2 separate regions of the Homo sapiens genome follow, and region 2 is linked to region 1. A link is a loop called in an ENCODE intact Hi-C map of the cell type or tissue named here. Cell type or tissue: PC-3. All regions are shown on one strand.

Region 1 (2,500 bases):
GCCCCAGTTTCCTCATCTATAACACGAATATTTCCTATGCTGCAAGACTGAGAGGAGAACGAGGAGATGTCTGAAGGCTTCCAGATACATAGTAGTGCATGAGAAGTATAGCTATTGTGATTAATTGGATTTAAATAATGAATCAATAACAGTAGAAGCTCATTTGCACACAACTACAGAAAGAATGTGAGTTGACTCACTCCCCATCATAAAAGATTGTTCTGGAATAGATGGTGTACCCAAAAGAATACAGAAGTAGGAGTCAGAGAAGCCATGTGCTGCCTCTGTGTGATGTGGAGCAAGGAGCTGTGTGATCTTAGAGAAGTTCCTCAGCCACTCCAGGCTTCATTATCTCATCAACTAATGGACAGGGCTGGGTCACTTTATCCCTAAGGTCCCATTCCAGCTAGCAGTCTCGAATTCAGGTTCTGTTCCAGGCACTTGCCAATCTGGGTTCTAATGTATTTGCCTTCCCATTCTGGTGAGTGCTGGGCCCTTAGAATCCTAGTGAAAAATATCCTTTCAGTGGAGGTACTGAGGGTGTATATTTAAGTGAACATCTCATCTCATCTCCTCCCTTAAATGTAAAAACATCTGGCATGTTTATGTTCCTGATACTCTTCAAGAGACTTGTGAACTAGAATACTAAAAATAACTGCTGAACTTAAGTAATTACTGTAATGAAAACTAACAATTTAGTCCCCTGTGATTTGTTGCCTGGCTTTGTCCCGCAATATGGACGGATCAATATGACTGTCCTCTGGTCTATGCTTGCATTGATTTTTCAGGTGTAGGCTTAATGACCTAATTAAGCTTCTTGGAGGAAAACAATTTTGTTGTACCTGACTACATGCCATGTTTCATAGAGAACTTACAGAATAATATTTTCCTGAAATTCCCCAGAGTTCTAAAAAAACAACTTACCAGGTGGTGGTGACAAACTGGAATTATCAGTATCTTCTGTTGAGGAAAAGAGGTGATTCAGAATTAGTTTCATGAGGACTAAAATCAATAAAATTGTACTATATTAAGGATTTTTTGTCAAATAAGTAGGTTTCAGCTACTCATGTCACTAAAAAAAAGTATGTGAATGTTTATCAGCCTCACTACTGTAACAATTTCACTATCCATATGTACTCCATCCCATCATGTTATAAACCTCAAATGTGCACAATAAAATTTATTTTAAAAAATAAGATAAAATTAGTTTAATTTATGCACACATTTGTAGGAGATTAACATCTTTAATGGAAGTGAACGTAAGCTGAATTACAAATAGCTACCAAAAGAGGGCAGTATGTTAATTTACTATTATTTTCAACAGCCTAATCAATACTTTTTAACGTGTATGTTTGCATAAATTAAACTTCCATTAACTGTGCTGCTTTTGAGCACAGACGTTATATCTATTAAGCCATTTCTTTCTTATGAGTTAAGCTAGATCAGACACCTCTGGGTTTATAAACTACAAGAGCTGCTGAGTTATTTATTTGGGGAAAATGCTCAGATCTCTTAAAAGAAAAGTAATTCTATATTTCTATCTATGAAAATAATACATACATATTGGAGAAACGAGAAATTACAGATAAGCAAGAAGAAGAAAATAAAAACCATCTATAATTTCACCACTCAGAGAAAAATGACATTAACATGTTAGTATATATTATTTCTCTATGTGTGTATATATATTTACATATATAGATATATGCATGTGTTTATATGTGTATATATTTACATATATACAGATACATGCATATATGTTTATATGTATATATATGTATGTATAAGGATTATATCACACAAAAATATTTATAACTTGATTTTTCTCATGACAATATATCATGAACGTCATTCTATATCATCAAACAATTTTCCACAACACCATCTATGATGGCTGAATAGCACTTCAATTGTTGTATGTACTATTTATCTATATAACAAATTTCCTCTTAATGGGCATTTTGGTGTGTATGATTTTTCATGATTACAAACAATGCTGCAATAAATCCTTTGGGCTAAATTTTTACATACATATGTGGCTATTTCTTTCAGAAATTCCATAAATGTTGTTTGCAAAATGCCCTAGAGAAAACTTGGACCAATTTATACTACCCTTTAGAAGTGTTACATCCCCAAATACTGACCCACATGGGGTGTTATCTTATACATTAAAAAAATTAATTACAAAGGGATATTTTTACAATGTTATCTTGAGATACAATTAATAGGAAAGAATAAGTATGTTTGCAAACTAACATTGCACAGTGAAACATACCTGGTAGCCTCCAGGAGCCTATTTTCTTGAAATGATGGTAGGGTACTGATTGTTTTCTGGGATAATTAAAATCATAGTTCGGCTCGAAAGCAGGACTGAATGAGTGCCCAAGTTCCCCAATAACCCTGCAGCCAACAAGGCAAATGTAGGCAAGTGGCTAGGTGCTTTGGTGCCCTAATTTAATTGCAGTTACTTCTTCCTTAGTCTCTGTTCTTCTGTATCTCT
Region 2 (2,500 bases), 130 kb after region 1:
CTCTAACCAGTCTTCATTTTTTTTTTTTTGAAACGGTGTCTCGCTCTCTCGCCCAGGCTGGAGTGCAGTGGCACGGTCTCGGCTCAGTGCAAGCTCTGCCTCCGGGGTTCACGCCATTCTCCTGCCTCAGCCTCCCGAGTAGCTGGGACTACCGGTGCCCACCACCACACCCAGCTAATTTTTTTTTTTTTGTATTTTTAGTAGAGACGGGGTTTCACCGTGTTAGCCAGGATGGTCTCAATCTCCTGACCTCGTGATCCGCCTGCCTCGGCCTCCCAAAGTGCTGGGATTACAGGCGTGAGCCACCGCGACCTGCCCAGTCTTCATATTATATCACTCAGGCTTCCAAAACCGGGGAGAAAGCATCCCATGGTCCCCTAGCATAGGTCACCTGCTGGCATCAAGATGAGGAAGCTGGCTCATTAAAATCCACCAGAGGAGACAGACACCACCACCCTCCAAGACAAGACAGAGTGGGAGAAAGGTGAGCCCCCTCAAACTATTAGGGTGCTATTAGGAAGTGGGGAATGAGATCCTGTTGAAGTGAAATATGATGTCGCCACTGTTTATCTCTTCTGTGGGTCATTTTGCGTCTGAAGTGTCTTCTCCATCGTTTATTTCTTATCCATTTAAAAAATCTCCCTGAAAAGCAACATCCTTCCCTCTGCACCATTTCAACTTTCTCCCTCAGATTCACCAATCAAACCGACTGTCAGATTCAGGGGATGTTTCTCAGGCTTGATCTTTCTAAATATTCTAGTTTGGGATTCCTTAAAAGCAGAACCTGAGACAAGAATTTGACTGTAAGTCATTTATTTGGGAGGTGACCCCAGGAAACACTGGTAAAGGAGTGAAGAAATGAGAAGGAAGGGAAACGAAGTCAACACAGTGTGTTGTTAACAAGTTATCACGATGGGCAAGCGAGGCTTAATCCCGCGGGGAACCCTGGGAAATGGTGCAGAACACGTATCTCAGAGTTAGGTCACCCAAGGGGCAAGGGGGCTGGAGTAGTTCTACACCAGCTTCTGTCAAGAGTTGGTTGAGGGCTGCTTGGCGGAGGGGGGCATTCCCTGGCATTTCCAGCCTGTCATGCCCATGGACAGAGCAGGCTCTGGAAGCCAGAGAAAGAGAGTTGAAGCAATGCAACTTCTAGCAGTTGGAAGTCTGGCAGCACACACTGGTAAGGGCCGAGGGAATGTGGGTGGGGCACTGGCAGTATTTGCTTTACTAGACATTTCTGTGTGTGGTTTCACATCACTGATGACTCTTTCTGACTCGCTTCCTTTCCGTGGATACTAGAACACCCCACCCCACTTGTTTTCTGCCCTCTTCTCTTGCCACTTCTTCCCAGTCTTCTTCACAGATTCCTTGGTTGTTTCCCCCACATCCCTGCCAACTTAGATGTTGGTAATTAGCTATTGTCTTCTCATCCCACATACTTTCCTTGGCAACCTCAATCACATCTTTTGTCACCAAAGCCCATCTATAGCCCAGCTGGTCCACACTGAGATTTCTAGCCCTGCTCTCTTTCATGGAGTCTAGACCCAACAGCCTAATGAATGCCTCCACTTGGGTCTCCCGTGAGGCCCAACAGGTCTAAAACTTACCTCTCCAGATCTCTCTCCACCACTGAGGGCCCTCTCTCAAAATGGCAGCACTAGCCACCCAGGTTCCTAAGCCACAGACCCGGAGTCATCCTTCCTTCCCTCTCCCCTCTCCTTGCCCGTGATGTCTAATTGGCCACAATCCCTTTAAGGCAGACTACTGTTATGCACCATCTTTAATAAAGTCAAGGTGTAGAAGGTGCTCCTCGCTTTGTCCCCAACATTCTTTTTGCTCTTTTTGGGCTCAGCCCACTTCCTGAAACTTTGTTGACTTCATTCCTGCCCCCCTGGCTTGCAAAGACCTCAGTCTCCCTGGCTCACCTCAGAGTGTTTGCTACAGCCTCAGAGTTGCATTTATTCTCAGGATCCTTCCACTTTTGCTAGGATTCCAAATCATTTAGGGTCCAGTTCACTTGTAAGTTACACAAATCCAAAATAACTGGGCCTTAAATAAGATAGAAGTATATTCATTTCTTATGTTTAAAAAAAAAATGTCCAAAGGAAGTCAGTCCAGGGCTGGTGTGGTCCCCTGGAGGGACTCAGTTTCTGCTTCTAATGGGGAACCCAAACTTGGACAATAGAGTAAAAATACACTTGGGGCATTTGATTCAAAATAAGAATTCCCCTGAGCACAGTTCTCTGACAACTTGGGTAAATGTCAGGTGTCCATAAATCTGTGGAGGGCAGAAGCCCTTGGAAAGTTTTCTTTTTTCCTTTTTTTTTTTTGAGACAAAGTCTGTCTCTGTCACCCAGGCTGGACTGCAGTGGCGCAGTCTCGGCTCACTGCAACCTCCGCCTCCTGGGTTGAATTGATTCTCTTGCCTCAGCCTCCTGAGTAGCTGGGATTACAAGTGTGTGCCACCATGCCCGGCTATTTTTTTTTTAATTTATTTTTA

The links. A loop is a pair of places that touch in the nucleus more often than their neighbours do. Peaks named below come from ENCODE experiments on the same cell type or tissue, not always from the same donor. Only the 100,000 strongest peaks of a DNase experiment are listed, where the experiment ranks them.
Region 2: a loop joins it to region 1, with 2.5 times the contacts of the local background. A loop is called at or near these places in 2 of 110 quality-filtered maps.

The regions. Positions count from the first base shown.
Region 1 is chrX:19,039,265-19,041,764 of GRCh38, forward strand. It overlaps ADGRG2 (adhesion G protein-coupled receptor G2), which reads right to left. Exons shown (of 29, transcript NM_001079858.3): 4 at 925-960. The region is part of intron 2 of LOC101928415 (a long non-coding RNA gene); the gene reads left to right. Among named protein-coding and RNA genes, the nearest start is that of PHKA2, 56 kb to the left of the region's middle. In PC-3, CTCF peaks have their summits at 1,309 (motif pointing right) and 1,328 (motif pointing right); no DNase peak of the experiment used is centred here.
Region 2 is chrX:19,173,623-19,176,122 of GRCh38, forward strand. No RefSeq gene overlaps it. Among named protein-coding and RNA genes, the nearest start is that of ADGRG2, 52 kb to the left of the region's middle. In PC-3, no CTCF peak of the experiment used is centred here; a DNase peak (open chromatin) is centred at 1,229; H3K27ac peaks cover 1,794 bases.